Regions from separate parts of the Homo sapiens genome. Here region 2 is linked to region 1. A link is an interaction called in ENCODE POLR2A ChIA-PET data of the cell type or tissue named here. Cell type or tissue: PC-3. All regions are shown on one strand. Each heading gives the region's core, and the rest is flanking DNA. Links, peaks and the distances in the headings are about the cores only. Region 1 overlaps SUPT16H (SPT16 homolog, facilitates chromatin remodeling subunit). Region 2 overlaps SALL2 (spalt like transcription factor 2).

Evidence for each region. ChIA-PET counts read pairs that join two places held together with the same protein. Peaks named below come from ENCODE experiments on the same cell type or tissue, not always from the same donor. Only the 100,000 strongest peaks of a DNase experiment are listed, where the experiment ranks them.
Region 2: POLR2A ChIA-PET joins it to region 1 with 9 read pairs; 3 of 35 experiments call an interaction of 5 or more read pairs at or near these places.

Annotation. Positions count from the first base shown.
Region 1 is chr14:21,362,821-21,368,195 of GRCh38, forward strand. SUPT16H (SPT16 homolog, facilitates chromatin remodeling subunit) reads right to left here. Exons shown (of 26, transcript NM_007192.4): 8 at 3,619-3,709; 9 at 2,250-2,323; 10 at 2,007-2,119; 11 at 618-683; 12 at 413-508; 13 at 214-329; 14 at 1-127. Among named protein-coding and RNA genes, the nearest start is that of SUPT16H, 19 kb to the right of the region's middle. In PC-3, for the core only: no CTCF peak of the experiment used is centred there; no DNase peak of the experiment used is centred there.
Region 2 is chr14:21,519,127-21,524,456 of GRCh38, forward strand. SALL2 (spalt like transcription factor 2) reads right to left here. Exons shown (of 2, transcript NM_001364564.1): 2 at 1,954-5,330. The coding sequence ends at 3,578. Among named protein-coding and RNA genes, the nearest start is that of SALL2, 4.6 kb to the right of the region's middle. RefSeq lists enhancers at 242-741, 5,153-5,330 and a silencer at 4,451-4,637. In PC-3, for the core only: no CTCF peak of the experiment used is centred there; a DNase peak (open chromatin) is centred at 2,595.

The DNA.
Region 1 (5,375 bases), core at 167-5,166:
TGCAATGCCAAACACGGGCATTATTACAGTCTCATATTTCTTATCGATGTAGATCTTCATTTCCCGAATATGTGGTTCCTTAGGCATCAGAGATGGGTTTTTATAGGACACATTAGACTTGCGAGCTCTGGAGTGGGATAAAAAAACAACTGAGAAATTTCTGCAGTCCCACAGAACCCTCAGATGATCTCACTGCTCAGTGAAAACTCTTACTTCTGAATCTGCTGTTCTCCCTTTTGTTCAGTCAATCGCCTCTTTGCTTCTTCATTGAGTTGAGCCGCTAGTTCTTTCTGATGTGCTCTTCGCTTCTCTTCTGCAGTCATTTCATTCTGGTGAATGGAAAATCCAATTTATCACAACACGTGAGCCATATGACAGCCGAGATCAATGTAATTTAAAATAGTAAACTTACTCTTGTTCTTTCTGTAAGTAATGCTGCCCGAGAACCTCTTCCCAAAAGGTCCTCTGCCTCATCTTTCTCCTCCTCCTCTTCTTCCTCATCTTCATTCTATGGAAAAAGTCATAATCAAAAAATGAAATTTTAATTATTTTAGCCAATATTATTTAACTTCTTTATATCCTAAACTTCCTATACTACTTATCTATCTTCTTCCTACCTTTAGGAAAATCCCCACATTCTTCACTTTCTTCTTCACAGAAGTGAGAACAGTAGCTGGGCCATCCTAGAATTAAAAGGAGAATGAAGACACATTATTTAAAAGAGGCAATTTCATTTTCTAACCTAGTAAACGGCTGGGCAATGCTTTGAATCTTTTGGACACTAAAATGTTTGACAATGAATAAATATAGTTTTTATCCTTCTAACCTCTAACCTCTCGTCAGGAGCTACAATTTTTTTTCTTTTTCTTTTTTTTGAGACAGAGTTTCACTCTTGTCAACGAGGCTGGAGTGCAATGGCGTGACCTCAGCTCACTGCAACCTCCGCCTCCCGGATTCAAGTGATTCTCCTGCCTCAGCCTCCCGAGTAGCTGGAATTACAGACGCGCACCACCACACCTGGCTAATTTTTGTATTTTTAGTAGGGCCGGGGATTCACCATGTTGGTCAGGCTGGTCTCAAACTCCTGACCTCAGGTGATCCACCTGCCTTGGCCTCCGAAAGTGCTAGGATTACACGCGTGAGCCACTGCGCCCAGCCAAGAGCTACAATTTGGGAGGCAACATTGGGTAATCACTAATACAGGTTTGATTTGAAGCCTGGCTCAGTTGCTTTCTACCTCAGTGACATTTGGCAAGTTACTTAAACTTGTCTGTGCCTTCAATTTATCTGTAAATGGAGGTAATAAGAGTATCTACTTCACAAGGTACTATTTCAATGAATTAATGTAAACTGCTTAGCTTATGATAAAAACACTGAACTATCTGTGCTCACTATTATTAAAAATCAGTTCGCTGAGGGAAAGAAGCCAGTCACAAAAGACCACATAGGGTATGACTGAATTTACATCAACTGCTCAGATATTTAGCAAATCCTTAGAGAGAACGCAGTTTAGTCATTGCCTAGGCCTGAAGAACCAGTGGGGGAAGGGAAGGGGGATGGGGAGTGACTGCTAATAGGTTCAGGGTTCTTTCCTGAGGTGATGAAAATATTTTCAAATTAGATTGTAGTGATGGTTACACAAATGTGAAAATACTAAAAATCACTAAATTGTACATATCAGGTGGGTGAATTGTATAGTATGTGAATTGTAGCTCAATAAAGCTGTTATTAAAAAGAAAAAAGAATAACCGGTTTCATTATTAGTATTAGTTCCTGATATTATCATTATCAAGGTTCAAGCCACAATATGACAATATGATTTAAAGGTTTATATCATTCCCTATACCTGGGCTACAGTCTCTATTCCTAGCTGCATTAGGTTAGGCTGTCACACGGATTCTTCCCCTTAGCTAGCATTTAACAAAGCAAGAAAAAAACCACAGGGTCCACAAACGTGCCTCAGAAGTTAGTTCATGAAGACTCCAAAGTTTAGACACAATACACACCTCATCCACAAGCACTGTGTCACCAATGAACAGGGCATAGGTTTTCTCTTCTGGCTTTTTCCCCTCCTTGTTAGTCAGGTCTGAGAATCCTAAATTGATGCTGAAAACCATTCCTAAAACAGCAAAACAAGGATCAGTCTGTGGCTGTGACAATGTGGAGAGGTGTGAGACATATGCCTAAAAGAAAATAAAGCTAAAGGAAGTAACTCACAAAAGCATTTTCCTATTGTATGTGAAACTTACCTTTCTTCAGTTTGTATTGATTTTTGCTATTGATTACTAGGGAGCCTTCACGGAATTCAATTCCCATCCCAAACCTGAAAAGAAACAGATAAACATCAGCAAAAGGCTAAAGATCTCTAACATGGATCAAGCATAACATATTCATTTCAACTTTCACAATAAGACAGGCAAACATGTTTGAAATGATTTACCCCTGCTGACCGCTCAGTTAGAAAAGAGGATTCAAAGACAGTCTTTGGCCTCTAAACATGCTGTATAATCCCATGGCGAAAAATAATTTCCTAATTGATTATATCGAGCCTTTTTAATTTTAGCTTATTTGCCCACATTTAAACTTTAACCTTCTACCATAAAATCAAGTCAGTAGTACTCCTAGAAACAACATAGAGATTATTAAGGGGTACATTACTAAGACAGTAATTACTAGATTAAAAGGGGCAATTTTTAGTGGAACACTGGTAAACCAGATTCGTAAGACTTGTTATATAGGTATATATTTCCATGAGAGAAGTCTAGAAACTATATACCATAGACTAGTTTTCATCTAAAGAGAATGCCTACATAAAGCTTTGTTTCCCAAAATGTCCTTTGTTCCATTACACGTTATTAGGTATTTCTAGGTGTTCAGTGATAAAATACATTTGAGAAATGTATAAAATACATTTGAGAAATACACTGGATTGAATAAACAAACCAAAACCAAAACCAAAACCAAAACCAAAACAAAAAAAAACCCCCAAAACAAACAAACGGCCAGGCACAGTGGCTCACATCTGTAATCCCAGCACTTTGGGAGATCAAGGTGGGAGGACTGCTTGAGCCCACGAGGTCAAGACCAGCCTGGGCAACATAGCGAGACCCTGTTTCTACAAAAAATAAAAAAATGAGCTGGGTGTGGTGGCACGTGCCTTGGTCCCAGTTATTGGGGGAGCTGAGATGGGAGGATTGCTGGAGCCCAGAAGGTCTAGACTGCAGTGAGGCACGACTGCACCACTGCACTCCAGCCTGGACAGAGTGAGACCCTGTCTCTAAATAAAATATTAGGACATCTCAGAGTACTTAAGTTGCAAATGTGCACGGAGAGAGGAGATATAGTATGTATTGATAATATTTCCTAACATCTGTAATTATATCCTGGAAAACCTATGGGCTGGAACACCACACTGGTCTAGAAAAATCTCTCTTATACACTTGGGAGAACTTAAATCTGTCTCACCTTCTCTGATAACATCATGTGCCTGGCACATAGTATAGTTTGCTAGTCCATAAATGTTGGCTGAATCAATCAATTAGCCTAAAGAAATAAGACTGACCACTGACAGTCTAACTGAAAACTGACTCAAGAATGACAATAGACATCATGGCATACCCTAGGTTTTTGGTAATTTTGTTCAGCAGTTCTGGCTTCTGCTTTTTAACCACGTCCATGACAGCGTTATACACGTCACATATCTTCACACCTAATAACAAGACACAAAGGAGATATTAAAGTATCTTTTAGGAAAAAAACTCAGTAACATTTTAAAATCAAAATTTATGTCCCCTAAAGCAGTGTTTCTCAAAGTGTGAACTAAACAGTCCACTCACTTTTTTTTTTTGAGACAAGGTCTCACTCTGTCACTCAGGCTGGAGTGCAGTAGCATGATTACGGATCACTGCAGCCCTGACCTCCCAGACTCAATGATCCTCCCACCTCAGCCTCCCAAGTAACTGGGACTATAGGCACACACCACTATGCCCAGCTAATTTTTTATTTTTTGTAGAGACATGGTCTGCCATGTTGCCCAGGCTGGTCTCAAACTGGACTCAAGCAATCCTCCCACCTTGGCTTCCCAAAGTGCAGGAATTATAGGTGTAAATCACTCCACCTGGCCCCATTCTTTTTTTTTTGGATGGAGTCTCACTCTGTTGCCCAGGCTGGAGTGCAGTGGCGTGATCCTACTTCACTGCAAGCTCCACCTCCCGGATTCACGCCTTTCTCCTGCGTCAGCTTCCCGAGTAGCTGAGACTACAGGTGCCTGCCACCACGCCCGGCTAATTTTTTTGTATTTTTAGTAGATGGGGTTTCGCCGTGTTAGCCAGGATGGTCCTGACCTCATGATCCGCCTACCTTGGCCTCCCAGAGTGCCGGGATCACAGGCTTGAGCCACCATACCCGGCCCCGATCCCATTCTTAATCATACTATTTGAGAATCACTGATCTAGGAGGACAGTGGTCTTAATAAAATACTTTAAGAGTTGATAAATGGTATCACATTAAAGTTATTATACATTTTCAAAAACAGATCCTTGTGGTGGGCCTGTTCCATTTATCACTAAATGGGTGAATTATTGTTATGAGGGCTGTGGCCTTAATTTTTCAGGATCTAGACTATGAATGGGTATGTCAAGCTAAAAAGTAGTCTAGATATGGTGGCCTCAGAGGGATCTTTATCTTCATTAAACTATCTATGGCTATGATTTCCAATAGGACTTCTTAAGACCGACTTAGAGATAATGTGGAAGAATGGTGTCTGGAAGCTCAGTATCCTTCGTATCGTTTTGATGTAGGATTAACAGTATATATCCTGTAGGTAGAGATACTAGTTCTCAGAACTTTCTATAACTAAGGAATAGTAATAAGGCCAAGGTATTTTGTGATGATCTGGACACAGAGGGCCTAACAAGTCAGAGAGGTTTCTATAAACATCAATGTAAACCACAATGATCACTCATGCTTGAAAGAAATGCAGATTCAAGACCTAGATGCTAGGATGATTCAACATTTGTAAATCTTATTCTGTTTTTAATATGAGAGCCTCAGAGACATAAACATAACACTAATGACATTTCTTTTTTGAGAGAAGGTCTCAACTCTATTGCCCAGGCTGGAGTGCAGTGGCGCAATCATAGCTCACTGCCGAGGTATAATCGCAACTCACTGCAGCCTTGACCATTCAGGCTCAAGTGATCCTCCTCAACTTCAGTCTGAGTAGCTGGGACCACAGGCGTGCACCACTATGCCCAACTAATTGTTTCATTTTTAATTTCTTGTAGAGATATGGGGGCCTCATTGCCCAGGCTGGTCTTGAACTCCTGGATTCAAGTGATCCTCCTGCCTCGGCCTCCCAGTGTAGGGATTACAGG
Region 2 (5,330 bases), core at 1-5,000, 160 kb after region 1:
ACTGCTCTGGTGGGGGCAACTAGAATTAAACATTGGTTCTCTATCTTAAATTAAGTATAGGTTTATACTGGGCATGGTGGCTCATGACTGTAATCCCAGCACTTTGAGAAGCCGAGGCAGCAGATCACTTGAGCCCAGGAGTTGGAGACCAGCCTGGCCAACATGGTGAAACCTTGTGTCTACGGAAAATACAAAAAATTAGCCGGGTGTGGTGGGGCACACCTATAGTCTCAGCTCCCTGGGAGGCTGAGATGGGAGAATCATCTGAGCCTGTGAAGTTGAGGCTGCAGTGAGCTGTGATTGCACCACTGTACCCCAGCCTTGGTGACAGAGTTAAGACTCTGTTCCCCCACACCCCCCAACAAGGAATAGGTTTACTCACCTCTTTCCCTTCTTACAGGCAGCCTCACATCCAGAGTCTTAAATGATGTAGCAGGAAGCAAGTGCCATCTCTGATCAGTGAAAGTAGTGCAACGACTGGGATTCTGCCTACCTGGGTTCTATTTTTGTTTGAGACAGGGTCTCACTCTGTCACCCAGGCTGGAGTGCAGTGGTGCTATCATAGCTCATTGCAGCCTTCATCTCCCACTTCAGCCTCTTGAGTAGCTGGGACTACAGGCACTTGCCACCATGCTCAGCTAATTATTATATTTTTTTGAGACAGAGTTTTGCTCTTGTTGCCTAGGCTGGAGTGCAGTGGCATGATCTTGGCTCTCGGCAACCTCTGCCTCCTGGGTTCAAGCAATTCTCCTGCCTCAGCCTCCTGAATAGCTGGGATTACAGGTGTGCACCACCATGCCCAGCTAATTTTTTGTATTTTTAGTGGAGACGGGGTTTCATCATGTTGGCCAGGCTGGTCTCGAACTCCTGACCTCAGGTGATCCACTCGCTTCAGCCTCTCAAAGTGCAGGGATTACAGGCGTGAGACACCGTGCCCCGCCAGCTAATTATTTTTTTGCAGAGACAGGGTCTCACTTTGTTTTCCAGGCATGTCTTGAACTCCTGGGCTCCAGCGATCCCACCCGCATTGGCCTTCCAAAGCGCTGGTATTATAGGCGTGAATCACTGTGGCTGGCCCTACCTGGGTTCTTAATCCAACTTTGCCACTGAGTGACTTTGGGCAAATCATTTTACCAGTTCCATCCCTTTAGCACTAAGAGTCAATGATATTATAATCTTACAAATCAGTCTCCTTGGACTCAGGTAATCCTCCCACCTCAGACTCCTGATTAGCTGGGACCATAGGTGTGCACCACCACATCCAGCTAATTTTTGTATTTTTGGAAGAGGCAGTGTTTTGCCATGTTGCCCAGGCTGGTCTCAAACTCCTGGGCTCAAGCAATAGGCCTGTCTTGACCTCCCAAACTGTTGAAGTTACAGACGTGAGCCATTGTGACAGGGAAAAAAAAATATATGTTTTATTTGACCCCACCCCTATGTGCTTCCTCTGAATTCCTAATGATAAGAATCCTCCTTTGTCTTGTTGGTAGAAATTATTAGGGTTGAATTACATTTTTTTCTTTCTGATTATGACATCAGATCTCAAGGATCATAAAGTTTAATTCACCTTGGTTCTACAGATTCGCTGATGTCAGAAGGCTGATCTGTGGTTTGAGAAAGACGGAAAAGAAACAGTTTCCAACCTCCAAACAAAACCCACAGAAAAGCCTGGTGGTGGAAGGTTCTAGGTAGAGAAAATCTAGACAATGACTGGACACAGTGGGCAAATGCCTACCTTTTGGAAATACAAACTCCACAGGGAACAATTTCCACAGAGAAGTTACATTAACTGAAGGTTGTCTTAGGACAAGGCTGAATAAAGTAAATATTTCAACACCATATGTTCAGCTTTGGCAGGAGATGTAGGTGGGAAGGGAATCTCAATTTTGGGGAATGCCCATATCACACCCCAGCTGGCTATGTAATCATGAAATAAGGAGAAACACATAAATATTTGGTTAAAACACCTTTAATGATAGAGGGAAAGACACTAATATCTCCCGTCTGTTCTTGACATTTTACTAGGTTAGGAAGCTCTGGAGCCTACAGCTTGAGGAGAAGCCATCGTTCAAGTCAGTCAATAGCAAAACCCTCACTCTCTCCTCCTCAGAACTCCTGTTCCAAATGATCCTATGTTAAGAGTAAATACTACAACTCATTACAAGACGGAGAGGCAGGGAGGACGCCACCTGGAGCTGGTCTCCCAAAGTCTGGGACTCTTAAGAACCAGACAATGACAAAGACACAAGCCCCAGCCTACGGATAGGCAAAATGGGTAGGGGTCTTGAAAGAGGAAGATAAGGAAAATACAAGGGGCCAGGGAATAAAGGAGGGAGTTATCTAAAACTAGAAGCATACTAGTGCTAGGAAATCCCCCATGATCCCTGGTACACCTCTGCACACTATGTCACTATTAGCCCAAAAGAATATTAACGAGAATGTCCAGACATTCACAAGAATTTGAGGCCTTTTCCCTTACATCATGTCCCTTTCTTAGTCACATAGGTACCAGCAAGCCCTATGTTCTAGCAACATTCCTTAACTCTCTCATCATTAGTTCATCAACCATGCTGACCAAAAATGCTCCTTAAAGATACGAACTTCACATTTCCCAAATATCTCCTGGGAGACCTCTTGGCAAGAAATCAGCTTGTTTCCCAACTTTGAGAGGTCATCATGAATGAGAAGCTGGAGAGGTCTTGGCACACTGACCAGCCAAAACCTTTACCTTAATGTGACCATCAGGGGATTTACTGGGAAAATTTTCCTATGCCCTTCCTTCATTTCTCCCTACTTCCTAGGGTTGGGTCACCAATTACTGGAGCATCTTCAGTACCGGCACCTTCTGGAGCAGGGGGAGGAAGAAGGAATGTACAGTTTGCTACTTCTTGTCTATGATGGGCTTCTCAGGCACTGCCTTGGGTGCAGGAGGCTGAAATAGGAGGGGGGCTGTCTTCTCCTTGGCTTCCCTGGATCCCATTGTTGGAGGCACCTTCCCAGCCACAGTTCCTAGGCCAAACAGCACTGGTGGGGCCAGGCTTGGAGTGGTAGTGGAGGTGGAGCTGGAATTCCAGGGCTTCATGGGCAGGCCATTTGACAGGAATGCCACATACTGGTTCTAGAAAGATAGGGGACCCATACCCACCAGCTGAGCAGAAAGGTCACCCCAGAGGAGTGGCACTGGGCCCTCCAGAGACAGCTGCCAGCCCTTTTTGGCTAGGCTGCAATGCCAAATGTAGGTGCTCAGGTGCACCTACCAAAGGGAAAGGGAGAGGAGAGAGGAGGGGGAAGAAGGGTCACACCAGGGAAGCTGGAGAGGGTTCCCCTTGAGAAAGCTGCAGAGAATCTATGTTCCTCAGGTACAAAGAATGAGGAGGGAAGAAAAATTCCTTAGGGGGCCATCCCCTTGTAAGCACAGTAATTTCCAAGCTCAGGGACTACAGAAAAGCCACTAGGGACATAACATGTTAAGAACTTAGAGAAAAAGACAAAATCAGGGCTCATAACTCTGGGAGGTCCTTTTGTGAAGCTGTTTCTGCTCTGTGGGACAAAGAGCAGCAGGTACAGAAAAACAGGCTCATGGGATCGTGGGGTCATCTTTTCGGGGAAAGGGGGAGAGCCCTGTGGAGGTGATGGAAGGCGAACAGCCAGGGACTAGAGAAAGAGCAGCAATATTCTGAGGGCCATGGGGGGCAAAGGGCTGTACCTGGTGGTGTGCCAGGAGCATATGCTTCTTGAGGGTAGCCCGCTCAAGAAAGCCCTGCCTGCAGAAAACACAAGTGAAGAGCGGCCCCTCCTTGGGGTGGGTCTTCTGATGCTCCTCCAGAGCTGCCTGGGAGGGAAAGGCCTGGCCACACACTTCGCAGGCCTTTCTGCTGCTGCTCTCTCCTGGCTCCTTTCTCATTGCCTCCTGCAGGCTCAGCTCCTCTACCAAGGTCACGCTGGTGGCTTCCCCTTCTGGGGTGAGTGCTGATGCCGGACTTGAGCTTCTCTCCGGTTTGCCCCCCTCTTCCTTGCCTCCTAAAACACCACTGCTTCCCTGCTCCATTGGCTGAGGCTGATCCAGGCTGTCAGGTGGTGGTGGTGGTGGCAAAGAAGACTGTTGAGTAGTTTTCTCATTACTGTCCATCTCCTTCCCAGCTGTGGCTGCTGCCGCCACTGTCCCCACCTCCTCCTCTGCCCCAGATGCCTCTTCTGAATCACCTCTCACTGATATTGCCTTCTCACCTCCACTCTCTGAGCCTCTCCCTGCCAGGGAATCTTCATCAGTCACATCTTCCTCTTCTTCCTCATCCTCCTCTTCCTCCTCCTCAGACAACTCCTCTTCCGGTGATGGCTGCTGGGACTGCTGCTGGGGGAAACTCCGTGCCCCGGAGACTGTAGATTGCTCGGAGCCATTCTCCTGAGCAGCTCCTCCACCTTCAGGGAGTGCAGTACCACCGTTGGGGATCTGGCCCCCCAGGTGCATCCGGACATGCTGCTGCAGAGTGACAGCATTGGTGAACTTCTTCTGGCAGATGGGGCAGGAATTCTGTGCCCGGGCAGCTGGACTGGCCTTGTGGCCCACGAAATGTGCACGCAGATTACCCCTGGTGGAGAAGGCTCTGCCACACACTTTGCATTTGAAGGGCCTCTCACCTCCATGTTGGCCATAATGAAGGCGTAGGGCCCGAGGACAGCTAAGCACTCGGAGACAGATGACACACTGGTTAGGTCCAGAAGAGGCTGAGGATGAAGGTGCAGGGGCAGAGGTGGTGGGGGCTCCTGAGGCAGCTGAGGTCACCGCCACAGCTCCTTGCCGGTCAATCTTTTCTACCAGTTGCTGCAGCTTTGATGTCTCAGAGGGTGAGGCCCCCAAGGGCTCTAGCACATAGGGGAAGGGGAAGCTGCCAGTGGACTTGAAGTGGTTGGTAAGCAGTGCCCAGCTTGGTAGTGAAGTCACCAACTTACTTAGTTGCATGCGAGTTGCCGTGCTACTTTCTGCCACTCCACTGATGGCTGAGCCCTCACTCCCTGGGGGGGTGTTTTCATCAGCTTTATTCTTGGGTTCCACTGCTTTCATGAGCACAAACTTATTGAAAGCAGGGAGTCCTGGAGCCGTGGCTGTGCCTGCACTGGTGGAGAGCAGAGTCAGGCTCTCTGTGGCACTGAGTGCTGTTGTGGAGGCCACCAGAGGCTTGCGCTCAACCCCTCCACCTGGAGTGGCTGCCTCCTCCTCGGCCTTCTCTGGTGGCACGGACATACCATAAGGCAAGCCACTGCTGGTAATGACATAGTCTAGGTGCTCTGGTACTGGGTGTGGGTTCATCTGCACATGTGGGTACTTCTCA